Linked DNA regions of Homo sapiens: region 1 is linked to region 2. The links are chromatin contacts, found by Hi-C or POLR2A ChIA-PET in ENCODE. All regions are on one chromosome and are shown on one strand. The core of a region is the stretch at or near the end of the contact, and the rest is flanking DNA. Distances in the headings are between cores, read along the strand shown. Region 1 holds the start of ZKSCAN4 (zinc finger with KRAB and SCAN domains 4). Region 2 has its middle 4.3 kb from the start of TRS-GCT5-1.

What was found. A loop is a pair of places that touch in the nucleus more often than their neighbours do. ChIA-PET counts read pairs that join two places held with the same protein, here RNA polymerase II (POLR2A). Pooled maps may share reads with other maps.
Region 1: a map with no recorded cell type shows a loop between it and region 2 (5-fold over the local background). The contact joins the promoter of ZKSCAN4 here to the enhancer-like site in region 2. A Hi-C loop is called at or near these places in 6 of 168 maps with a recorded cell type or tissue (aorta, cardiac septum, heart left ventricle and 3 more), 3 of 37 single-sample maps with no recorded cell type and 7 of 50 pooled maps. POLR2A ChIA-PET finds 5 or more read pairs at or near these places in 15 of 52 experiments (A549, CD4-positive, alpha-beta T cell, GM12878 and 12 more).

The regions. Positions count from the first base shown.
Region 1 is chr6:28,250,556-28,257,293 of GRCh38, reverse strand. It overlaps ZKSCAN4 (zinc finger with KRAB and SCAN domains 4), which reads left to right and starts at 5,025. Exons shown (of 5, transcript NM_019110.5): 1 at 5,025-5,736. The coding sequence starts at 5,314. RefSeq lists enhancers at 5,217-5,266, 5,397-5,466.
Region 2 is chr6:28,205,437-28,211,957 of GRCh38, reverse strand. No RefSeq gene overlaps it. Among named protein-coding and RNA genes, the nearest start is that of TRS-GCT5-1, 4.3 kb to the left of the region's middle. Within about 2 kb of position 4,202, at least 4 of the 41 ENCODE cell types and tissues checked have a DNase peak (open chromatin) inside an H3K27ac peak, as active enhancers do.

The DNA of each region.
Region 1 (6,738 bases), core at 3,776-6,275, 45 kb before region 2:
TTCCTGTGTTAGTTTGCTGAGGATAATGGCTTCTAGCTTCATCCATGTGCCTGCAAAGAACATGATCTCATTCCTTTCTTATGGCTGTATAGTATTCCATGGTGTATATTACATACTTATAACAAAAGAAAAAGCACATTTTCATTGATGCAATATAATTATATTATTATTCAAACTATAATAATTGAGTATAATTTTGCAATGCATATTTTCTAATGGGAAGAATGAAATTGTTTTTTGGATGAATAACATTTTGCTTAATTAGGGTTCTGCCCTTGTAGGTCAAAAGTAGCCATAGACAATATGTAAGTGAATGAATATGGCTGTGTTCCAACAAAACTTTATTTATAGACACTGAAGTGAATTTCATATGATTTTCACGTTACTAAATTTTATTATTCTTTTGATTTTTCCCCAAGCCATTAAAAAATATAAAGATAATTCCTCACTCAGACCATTAAAAAACAGGCCATGGGGCAATTTTGGTCTGTAGGCAGCAGTTTGCTAACCCCTGACTTAGCAGAAAAAGCAGTGGTGCAAAAAGTATGCTTATAGGGATAAAAATAAATGCCTACCATACCTTTTTAATGGGAGGATGGGCTTTTATTTTCTAAATTTTATTTATAGATGAGCAAATGTTCATTTGCATACAGCATAGAAATATATTTGAAGAACTTTAAGAAAATAGGGACAGTTTTTGAAATAACAATACATTTTAATTATCAAGGAAAGTACCAGATGTTGAATGCTCAGCTAAAATGGAATTGTTCTCACAGGTAACCTTTTACTACCTTTCTTAAAATTTCTCAAAATTGTTTTTCATAAATCTTTCCTCTAGTTTTTATTTTATTTTATTATTTTTTGAGACAGGGTCTTACTCTGTTGCCCATGCTAGAGTGGAGTGGTACTATCATGGCTCACTGTGTACCCTTGACCTCCTGGGCTTAAGTGGTCCTTCCATTTGAGCCTCCTGAGTAGCTGGGACCACAGCTGTGTGCCACCATGCTCAACTGATTTTTGATTTTTTGTAGAACTAGACCCTGTCTCTAGACAGATGTTGCCCAGGCTGGTCTTGAACTCCTGGGCTCAAGTGACCCTCTGACCTCAGCCTCAGAAAGTGCTAGCATTACAGGCATAAGCCACCATGCCCAGCTCCCAATTTTTATTTTAAAAACTTTCAAACCTACAGAAAAGTTCAAACACCCATATATCATTTACCTAGATTCACTAGTTGTTACGATTTGGTTTCTTACTCAATTGAAAGAAAATTGCAGACATTATGATGCTTCACCTCTAACTATTTCAGTCATGAATGCATAAAAAGGACATTTTCCTTCATAATCACAATATCATCCTATGCCCTGTCTGAAGTCTCCTTAATCCTATTCTGAGAGTAGTCCCATTAGTTTTCTAATGAAGGATTCTAACTCAAGGTCATCAGGCACCCCTTTCCCTTATCCAACTACCCCCAGCCTTTACCCCCCAGGGCCCAAAAAAGTAAGCCCAACCAGGACCACCAGGAGTAGGGCCCCATATAAGCCCCTAAAGTCAAACCTATGTCCATTGCAGGAGGTAGCTGATGGAAATGGAGGAACACTTAGAGTACATGGGGCATTGTCTATCTCTAATTTGGCTTTATACAAGGAAAAATTTGGCCAGTTTTCAGAGAATCAAAAAAAAAGGCTTATACATTTTACCATATTCTTTAACTTGTCATGACTTGCAAGTATTGTCATTTGCTTGCTGTGCCATGAAAAGAAAAAAGGTAAGGAAAAATTGTGTGGTTAAGCCAGTCATTTATGACAAGGTTAAAGAAATAACTCAGGGAAAATGAGAAAATCCCACTCTATTTCAGGGTCATTTTGGTGAAACACTCAGGACATATACTAATGCAGACTCAGACTCCCAAAAAGGACAAGCTCTCCTAGGTATGCATTTTATTACTCAATCTGCCCCTTATCCTAGGAGAAAGCTATAAAAAGCAGCAATAGGACCTCAAACCCCTATGAGCCATTTAAATATGGCCTTTAAAGTTTACAACAATAGGGACAGGGCAAAAGAGATTTAACAATAGCCAAAAAGTGCAATTATTAGCAAATGCTTTAAGTCCCCTGACCCCTGAGGGTTACCCATCCTGAAATAGTGTCACAAGATGGGTGTCTGGAATGCCCAGAGAAGAGCCCCTGACTTGCCAGCCCAAATGTATAGGTTATTTACTAGCCAAACAAGATGGAGTCTGTGCAATTATTAATAAAACCTGCTGCACATGTAGTAACAACTCTGAACAGGTTGAATTTAACATTCACAAGATCTATAAGCAAGATACCGGGTTACATATCTATAATCAGGGCACTGAACCCAACTATATCTGGTCAATTATCAGAAGTGCCATACAAAGTCTCACCTAGTTTTTATCTCTCCTAGGACCTTTAATAGCCATCTTGTTATTACTAATCTTTGGCCCTTGCTTGTTTAACGTCTTTATAAAATCTGTGTCTTCTAAATTACAACAGTTCCAGATAAAGAAAATGCCGTCGCAGGGCTTCCAACCCATCCCATCTACTGACCCAGAAAATAAAAGCATCCCGCCTTTAGATATGGTATCCAGAGATTTTTACTCTTCCAGTGCTAGGCAGGGCCTATGCCCATAAACTAAGCAGGAAGCAGTTACAGAAGATGGACCACTGCCCTTCTGCAGCCTGCTTAAAATTAAGAAGGCATATCTAATCCCTGAGGGAGGAATGAGGTAGGAGGCAGAATTCAACTCCAGAAGTGGGGCTCCAACACCTGACCAAATTGAGGACTAGCTAAAAGAGGGAAGAGGCAGTATCACCTCTCCACCAGACATACCCACCAGTGTGCAATGTCAGTTACCATTGCCATGGCAACACAGGGAAGTTGCCACCCCTTTCCATGGCCATGACCAAGTGACTCAGAAGGTAATACCCCTTTTCTAGAAATTTCTGCATAATCTGGTGCTTAATTTGCATATAATTAAATGTAGGTATAAATGTGACTGCAGAACTGCTTTTGAGCTGCTAGTCTGAGCACACTGCCTAGGGGGTAGCCCTGCTCTGTAAGGAGCAGTACCTCTGCTGCTGCTGTACACTGACACTTCAATAAAAGTTGCTGCCTAATACCACTGGCTTGCCCTTGAACTCTTCCCTGGGCGAAGCAAAGCATCCTTTTGAGCTAAGCCCTAATTTTGGGGCTCACTTGTCCTGCATCATTCTGTTCTATAGAATGTCCCACATGTTGGATTTGGCTGATTGATTTTTTAAAGTGTCATTTAATTCCTTAACTCTCAAACTCACCTGCATGTTGGAATCACCTAGGAAAGTTGGCCAGGCGTGGTGGCTCACACCTGTAATCCCAGCACTTTGGGAGGCTGAGGTGGGCAGATCACTTGAGGCCAGGAGTTTGAGACCAGCATGGTGACGCATGTCTGTAATCCCAGCTACTCGGGTGGCTGAGGCACTAGAATCACTTGAACCCAGGAAGTGGAGGTTTCAGTGAGCCAAGATTGCGCCACTGCACTCCAGCCCTGGGTGACACAGCAAGACTCTGTCGCAAAACAAACAAAAACAACCAAAAAATGTTATTAATGCCTGAGTCCCATCCTGTGACATTCTGATTTAATTGATCTTGGTTGCAGCCTAGGTATCAGGATGTTTTAAAAGCTCCCCAGTGATTCTGTGTGACACAGAGTGTGAAAACTGCTAACTTAACTTATTTCTGTAAATATTTGGATCTAGAAAAGTACTTAGATTCAAGTTCACTTATAAGGATACTTCATGGGCAGTGCCCCCTACCTTCTGTGGTAGCTCATCAAGAGAAAGATATTTTGTAGTATTTTTCATTTGCAACAGTCTTTGGGACTTCTCATTTTCTTAAGTTATGTTATTTCTTAATCCTTGGAATGTAGAGGCATAGGCAAAGAAAGAAAAACTCAAGAAAGTACTGACATGATATTTTTTCCCCTCATAAACTACTGAACTTGCATTTTGTAGCTTCTCCATTCCACTGGGCAGAAAGGGGCTTACTGAAGTGTCCAGTCAAATAACTTACAGTCAATTATGGCTTAAAATCGAGTCCCATCTAGTTCAAAGAATTCTCAGGGCTTTCTTCTATTATAGGATAGGCCTAGTTTATCACATGCCAGGCACTGTTCTAAGCACTTTACACAAGAGTGCTCACAACATTATCTAATCCCTAGTAATGCCTACAACATCCCTATCTACTATTACTTTCCCTATTTACAGATTGGAAAAGTCGGGCACAGGGAGGGTAAGCCAGGATTACACAGGTAACCTGGCTACCTGCGTATCTAGCCACTGTGCTTGACTGTGATTGGGGGCTGGGAAGAAACAGGAAGGAAGAAAGCAGAAGAGAATGGGGTCCCTGAAGCCAGAGACTAGAGAGTTTCTGGAGGTGGAGAGCAGCATAAGCCTGATTGCCAGAGAAGCAGCCATGGAATGTGCAAAGTGGTGAGTGGGGGAGTGGGACAGTGTGTTGAGGATTAGTGGGAGGTGAGGGCTACAGTCAGGGTCGGGAGGAGTAGTCTGGCCTTAAGGAGGAGGAAAAAAAGTGACAGATTAAGGGGGTGAGTGGGGAAGGACCAAGGGCAGCCACTGCTCGCTCCAGGCAAGTGCCTGGTGATGTGTTCTGCTGCTTTGATGTTTCTGAGAGAGACTAAAGGTCCCCCTGCCAGGGTTCTTGGGGCTCTGGGGAACCCCTGCTTTCCAGCTCAATTTTAGTGTCAATTTTATGCCAGCTGCTTAAGCAAGCTTTACATAGGAAAGAAATATGAGCCGCAGCGGCATCCTTCCAGGATTTAAAGGCTCAGTCCTATTTCTTATGATCCAAGGTCTGTCATCCTTTCCTTCTCTATCCCTTAACTGCCTTCCCTTGCGTGGAGGTAAGGACAGGGTAGCTAATGGGTTAATTCGGAGACAACCACCGAGAGAAGCTTCCTAGAGCGCCCAGGAAGTGGCCTTAGTTCCCATCGAGACTTCCTGTGCCCCAGCCTCAACTTCCCTCCTATGTCTGGAGAGTGATCACTTTCACTCCCAAAGACATCCTTTGGTGATACTTACTGTGGGATTCAGAGTGGGGTGCAGAGGACGACCCTGCAAAGGCACGGACTATAAGAGAGATCTGTGCAGCTGCGCCTCAGGGGGTGTCCTGGGCCCCTGGGCATGACAGGAGGGGGACCACTTGCAGTTCTACTGGAAAATTTACCACCCTTCCAGAATCCTCTGAAGATATACAGGTCGCAACTAGAGTGAGACCCGAGTACTGCCTTGGGTCAGAATGGCTAGAGAACCGAGAAAAAACGCAGCCCTGGACGCCCAGTCTGCAGAAGACCAGACGGGGCTCCTGACCGTGAAGGTGGAGAAGGAGGAAGCCTCCGCCTTGACGGCGGAGGTGAGAGCACCCTGCAGCCCTGCTCGGGGCCCCGAACGCTCCCGCCAGCGCTTCCGAGGCTTCCGCTACCCGGAGGCTGCGGGCCCCCGCGAGGCGTTGAGCCGGCTCCGAGAACTCTGCGGACAATGGCTGCAGCCTGAGATGCACAGCAAGGAGCAGATCCTGGAGCTGCTGGTGCTGGAGCAGTTCCTGACCATCCTGCCGGGGAATCTGCAGAGCTGGGTGCGGGAGCAGCATCCAGAGAGCGGGGAGGAGGTGGTGGTGCTATTGGAGTATTTGGAGAGGCAGCTGGATGAGCCGGCGCCGCAGGTAGAAAGAACAGGTTTAGTATCTGAGCGCTGTGGTCTGTTTCCTCCTGAAATCCCAGATCGGAGCGAGGGGCATTCCTTTAAGGTCCAGGAGTTCTTCATCTCTTTTTGTACTGTGAACCTCCTTGGCAGTAAGGTGAAGTCCCTGGACTCCTTCTCAGAATTATATTTTTAAATATATAAAGAAACTATAAAGGATTACAAAAGAACACAACTATATTGACATACAGTTAGCAAAGAATTAAATTTGTATTAAAGTCATATATGTGGATTTTTATTACTGCACTAAATAATAAGACCTAGGGACAGGGCTTATAATTGGCAATTTCAAAATGGCGATAAGCATCTATTTGCCTGGTTGTAATGTGGTGTGAAAACGTGCAGGTTTTGTTGGTGACAAAGTCCTGGGTACTGCTTATGCTACCTTGATTTGTTGCTTCCATTCATAATTGAAGGAAATGTTAACTCTCTCTTAAAGACCAGTAAAAATAAGATTAGTTTTTGTCCTTTCTAAGTTCATGGACCACTTGGGAGAAAGTCCATGGACCACTGGTTATGAACCTCTGGTAGAAAGTGGGCCTATTTTTACCTCCATGTTCTTCCCTGTTTTATGAGGGACTGTTTCCTCTTTGCATCGTCCTGTGTCCCTGTGCACACAACTTCAGAGGACCTGTGTGGCCAAATCTTCTAACTGGTGAGCTGGATACCAAGGTTCTTGACTTAGGTCTATTGCACGCAAGCCCTGTAGCAGTGGGAAGTCATTGCAAATCTCTTAGCTTCATTCTTCATAAAATATGTGGGAAATTCTGAGCTGCACGTGAGACAGTAACTTGAAAACTGTAATTTAACTATCAATGTCTGGAAGGAAACCTGCTTTTAATGAGGACATAACTATGTGCCAGGCCCTGTGTTAGGTGATGTCACATACTGTGATCTTATTTACTGGTCTCCAAAACCTCATAAAGTAGAAATTATTATCCTCATTTTTCAGATTAGAAAATAT
Region 2 (6,521 bases), core at 2,953-5,452:
GTCAAGGCTATACAGTGAGCCCTGATTGCCGCCATTGCACTCCAGCCTGGGCCACAGAATGAGACCCTGTCAAAAACAAAAACAAACAAACAAAAAAACAAACAAAAAAAACTGGAAGGAAGGAAGGAAGATTCTTACACTCGTTAGAGTTTGTGTGCTTTTTGATATTTGGTGCAGAATTTTGGAGGGGAAATTTTTCTTTTCTACCAGAAGAATGTTGGTGCTTTTTTTCCTCCCTGTGAAATGTCCTATCTCTGTTCTCAGCTTTGTTGGGAGAGGCTCTTTTTTATTCTCACACCTGTGTTAAACATTAAAACGACCCAATGTCCACCAAAGTGGAATACTTAGTTAAATAAATTATGATTAAGCAAAACATTAAAGTGGTATGTGATTATTAATAGGAATAATGCTGTTCTATACATAGTAGTTTATAAATATTTTCCCACTTTTTTTTTTTTTAAATGAAGTCTCGCTCTGTCGCCCAAGCTGCATGCAGTGGGGTGATCTCTGCTCACTGCAACCTCCACTTCCCGAGTTCAAGCGATGCTTCTGCCTCAGCCTCCCCAATAGCTGGGATTACAGGCACATGCCACTATGCCTGGCTAATTTTTGTATTTTTAGTAGAGACGGGGTTTTGCCATGTTGGCCAGGCTGGTCTCCAACTCCTGGCTTCAAGTGATCCGCCCCCCTCGGCCTCCCAAAGTGCTGGGATTACAGGCATGAGCCACTTTGCCCAGCCTATTTTCCCACTTCTAAGTTTTTTTTAAAAAAGGCAAGTTGCAGAACAGTATGTATAGTACGGTTGTTTGTTTTAGATGATAGAGAGTTTAGATATTTAATGTTGGTGAGGGCCATTTAGCTTCAGGCTCAATTTTAAGAAGGTTCTAAACATAGACTTTTCATATTATCTTTAAAGAAGTATTATGTATGTGTATGTATATCTGTGTATGTATTATACATACAACTACTGTGTATTTTTTAAGAGTTAAATTAAAGGTCTTCAATATTCTCAAATCTTATTTGGCATTTCTTTTTTTTTTATACACTGAAAATGAAGATGGCATGAACCTTTTGGACTTCTGGAAGGCTCTGATTGATATAAACATAAAAAACCTCCAGAAGGATGTATATTACTTGTTAATAGCTGGTATCTCTAACAGTGAGAATATGAAGCTTTTTAACTTTCTATATTAAAGGTTTTTTCAAGATTTTACTTTTTTCATAATGAGTACGTTACTTAGTAATTAATGTTTTTAAAGTAAAGATAAATTTAAATTATTCAAGACATAAGAGTGAACAGTCAAACACAGCTGAGAAATAAAGTATAATATTAAGAAACGACCATTAGATTTACCAATGGAACGATTTTATGTAGGACAAGATGGAGTTTTTTCCTAACATCTTGTAGTTCAAGCTGGCAGACACTACCTATAAAGGATCTGATTCCACAGACTGCTTCAGGACAGTGGAAACCCTTCTTTTAATCGTGTTCTCTGGCATAGTGATTCTAACTGCTATTTTTTCACCAGGTCCTGCCTGGGCTTTCTTCCTACCAGCTCCCAGCCCTGTTTGATTTCTTTGAAAGATCATTCTAGCTGCTCTGGAGAGACCAGGTGGCCAGAAATAGCTGTGAGCAGACCAGTTGGGAAGCCAGGGCAGCAGCTGTCACGAGAGGTGGTGGTGGCTCAGACTAGGAGAGTGGCAATAGGAATGGAGAGAGGTGGATGGGTCCAAGATATATGTTGGAGATAAAATGGTGGACACACACTGTGAGTGATGAGTAGGGTGAACAATTCATCCTAGTTTGCTGGGAACTTTTCTGTTTCAGCACAGAAAGTTCCATGTCTCTGAGAGACCCCCCAGTCCCAGGCAAACCTAAACAGTTGGTGACAGGGAAGGACCAATAATGAGTTTCCTGCTTCTCGCTTGAGTAGTGGGGCAAGTGGAAGTAGTGTTTATTAAAACTGGGAAGATTGAGGAAGTGGTAGGTATTGTGGAAATGACAATTTAACTTTTACATGTTAAGACTCGTCATAAACCAACCTATGCAGGCCGTCTGCAATAGAATGTTTTTTCCTTCGTCTTTGAGTCAGGAGAAGAATTTGTTATTTCAAAGGACTATAGGAAATATGAGATTTATATCCATCGTGGGGAACTCTCCTTATTCAAGATTTTAACTACAAATGATTAATATTCTGGAATTTCTATTTCTTGGAGTAAATCTAATTTACAGGAAATCATTTGGTGATTCCTTGGCTTATTTCCCATTTTAAATAACTATTCTGTATTTTGTCCATTTTTCTAAATACTGCAAGGGTAAGTTGTACATATTTAGTTAGTCAAAAGAATAAAAAACTTAAAAACAAAATATCTCCAATCTTGCAAAACTTTTGACAGCTAATTTATTCGTATCCACACCAACTGGATTAAAAATAATTTATCAGTAGATGTCTTCTTAGCAAAGGTGACAGGTGAGCCTTGACTGCTAAAGATCCTAGGTGCAAACCTCTGAAAAGAGAGTATGTTTTCACCAAAGGAATATTCTGGGTTAATTATAAAGAGCACTATGTGAAATCCAGGGAAAGGAAATTTTTAGGAGACAAGTGCAAGGCATTCAATTAGAGCAGAGAGATGAGGCAAATACCACACTCTGTCAAAGACATTATATTTAGGTGACTCTGTTCTTGAACAATATTGTTGATTATGTTCAAATTAAATAGAGATAAGGTCAGTATTTAACACTGGCCCTTAGAAGGAAAATTATCTTGCTGCCCATATAAGCAATAAGCAAAATTCTGCCCTAGCAACTTTGTGCTATGAAGTAATTCACCTAATCCTCTAAGTCCATTCTAAGAAAATTAACACACTGGTCAAAATAGGAAAAACAAAGAAATCTGAGAAAGCCATTTTAAAAATGAGACATTCCCAGCAAATAAGCAGTAAGATATAGTGTTTTAATATATGTTTAAAAATGCTATTTCTCAAAATAAAAACAAAAGAAAAAAGCTCTCACTCTTACATAGTGAAGTTTTTATGAATAAAATAATATGCTTGCTTTAAAATGCAGAAAGACAAAGTTTGAAATATATGTTAAAAATATTGACAAAATATTGTTAATTTTGAGGCTGGGTGATGGATATACGAGGCTACATCATATCATTTTTTCCCTTTTTTTAATATTTTACATTTCCATAGTAAAAAGTTATAATATGTTTAACACCTTTTTTTCGTTGTATAAGTATCCCAAATGTTGTAGTCTCTGCACGGAAGGAATTAATAAAATGGTCAGGGAGAGTGTCAGTAGATAAGCAAATACACTATGCTGATAAAAGCAAAGGCTGAGTGAGGCTTAATACACTATTTGTCGGAAATTCCTTAAAAAAAAAAACCTTAAAAAAAAAACAAAAAACGTAGACGAGACTAGAGAATTGAAGAAAAATCACTGTTCATGGGATTCAAACCTGTGCGGAAAGTGCTCACTGGTCTGAAGGCTCTGGGTGGTTGCGACCCCATGCTCTAAGCTGGGGCTTTATCTGCGGCGAAGCGCAGGAGGTACAACTTGGCGACGCCACGAAACCTAACATGCTCCACAAGGTCTTGCAGGGGTAGCGGCCGGGGTTTGGGGAGGGACGTCTCTGTAGGTTTACTTTATTCCTGGCTTCTGTCTTCCAAGATCCCTCACACCTTAACAACAACAATAATATTGGCAAACACCTAAATAGCGCGGACTCCGGCTAGCGCTCTCGCAAGCGCTTTCCATGCATTAATTCATAGAATCCCAGAATCACCCTTAGAAGGTGCCACCCAGGGTCACGCGGCAAAGAGTGGCCGAGCTGAGGCTTTCCCCGGGTCTGTTTCCACGGCCCATGCTCTTAACCATCACGCTGTATTTCAGAAGCGAGAATCTTAAATTATTTTTCCCCAAAGCGCAATGGAGACGCAATCGAGTTTGAGTGGTTTGTGTGAGACTGGGGGGTGGGGTGGGGTGTGAAACCCGTGGTGTCAAAAAATCAAAAGCGGAGAACAAAGCCTTCTGAAGACCAGAAGCCACTTTTAGGACCCAGTTTCCCAAATATCAACCCCAAAGCTGTAAAACGAAGTTTGCTCAGTGAGCAGTTAAGGAGCTCTCTCGATATCTCCGGTGGCTTTCGAATGACGCTACTCCGAGCCGCGGCTCGCTCCGAGGCGGGAAGTTGGGTTTACAATCAGTTCTACGCGCTGCCCCGCGGCCCTTCCCCTGGCCACAACCTCTGCATCCACCCAAATCAGCTGCCCCTGTTTGCAGCCACGAGGGAGTCGGGAACCAAGTCCGGACCACCGTCTCCTAGAGAATTACATGTCCCTGCACGCACGGAGAATAAAGCCAGGAACGATAAGTGGTAAATTATAGGGAATTTGGGCGGTGGTGACATAGTTAACGCCATTCTCGCCCTGCTGGGACGCGCACTTTGCGTTTCTGAAATTCTCAGTCTATATGGTGTGATATCCCAGGAAAGCTGCCCGAGTCCTCCCATTTGTTGAGTACCCTTCGATTCATTCTGTGGGTAAATCAACTGTTAGTAGAGGAAATTGAAATTGTTTACATATTCAAAGCCGTGAGTGCGGGGGCGGGACGTTAGGGTAGATGGTGACCAGGAGGAATTTCCAACATTTTCCCGTCTTAAGATCTGGAGCCCAGCAGGGCCATAATTTTCCACTCAGTTGTAATTGGTGCCAAGTAGCTTTTGGACATTCCAAGACCACAGATGTTTCTCTCAAATTGTCCTCCCACCCTGTTAAAATCTGTTGGGGAGCGTAGCTTACTTGCTCTCTCACCAGAAACGCGGAGAAGGTGGATGCAAGAAGGACTTTGCGGAAATCGAACCAGTACTGGAGCACTGCCTGAGTGCTGGGATTAAGAGCCCTTATCCAGTCAGCCAAATGAGGCCCGTTCTGTAGCTGAAGGAATTGCTTTCCCAGATTCTAATGAATCAGTGCTCACTTGTTTTTTTGCCCGAGTTTTTTTTATTTTTAAGATTGTGGTTACCTTAAAAAAATTACAAACATTCCTAAAATTCTTCCTTTAACATCACTTTTAGGAGAATACAAAACTGTCATATATCCAGAATTAAATAATAAACATTTTTTCTTTTTCCGTTTTCCGGGAGTGTCTGTTTGCCCTTGTTGAGGATCTTTGATATGGCTTATAAGATTTTACTGCTATGGGCCAGGCTGTACCTTATCAAAAGTGTATATTGTTTGATAATCCAGTGCTGAAGGCTGGAAGCCAGCATTTCCACGGAGATAAGAATCCCTTATAAGAAATTACATTAAACTTTGACCCTTGCCTACTTGTCTTATTTAGTGTTTGGAGACAATTCTCAGAGAAAATGTCTGCTTCTCAATAAATTGTGGCAAGAAACAAGCCAAACATTCTTCTTACCCTCTCAGTTGATCTTTCAGCGATGAATCTTTAGACATTTTCCACTATTTTTATTTCCCCCAGTTTCATTCAAAATGCTCTCTTTATTTGGGATTTTCATTCAGGTCTTTCGGATTGTGGATGGCAGTTGCTCTCCTAAGTAGACACTACCTTACTTTTTTCTGATGTCTAGAGTTTTGGCGAGACTTTTGCTTGGTTGTAGATATTCTTAAATGTTAATTTCTCCTAACTGGCTCGAAATGAGCAGATGATTAAATAAGAAGGTAGCTGGTCCTCAAAGAAAAGTTACATCATCATCCAACTTGTATTAGAGATTAAGAATTCATTCAATTAATGTTACCCACTCTTCAAATTGTTCCACTAGTATAATTTGATTTTTTTAAATAGTGATAGCATAGCTTGTCCAACAAAGGGCTGGCAGATTCTTGACACTTTCCACATTTTTGTTTTGCAACACTCTTTACCAGTTGCCTAACAAGGTAGCTATTTCGTAGTGGATTCTCTCTGAAAGAGAAAGAACAGCCTGTGCTAATTGGGAGTCTTCCTCACCTCTTTTCTTTTTCTAAAAATTAATTTTCTCTAAAAATAATTTCTGTTCAATTTTAGCCATACCCAAGACTATTCTGTTGGAGATGGCCAAAATAAAAATTAAGCTTTAAACAATTGAAGGCCAAAAAATTGAGCATTAAACAACTGGTCATCCAATCTTTTCTTGCCCCTGTTTTCTATTCTCTCCTTTCCACATCAACTTGAGACTGCATCAGTATAGTATAATGTTAGCCAAGGAAATTTTCTGATATTTCTCTTTCCAGTTAAGGATCATCTGGAAAGACAAGGGCTGTGTGTGTGTGTGTGTGGGTGTGCGCGCACGTGTGTGTGTATGTTGAAAGAGAAAGCAGATAGCATGCTCCCCACATCGGTGATCTTGGATTTATTTCTCTCACTCATGCCCTATTGTAGAGTGATGATAGTAAAGTGATGATAGTCAACATTTTTAAAAATTAATAAACTTTCTTTTTATAGAGCACTTTCAGGTTCACAGCAAAATTAAGCTGACAATACAGAGATTTCCCCCGTATCCCCTGTTCCCATACCAGCA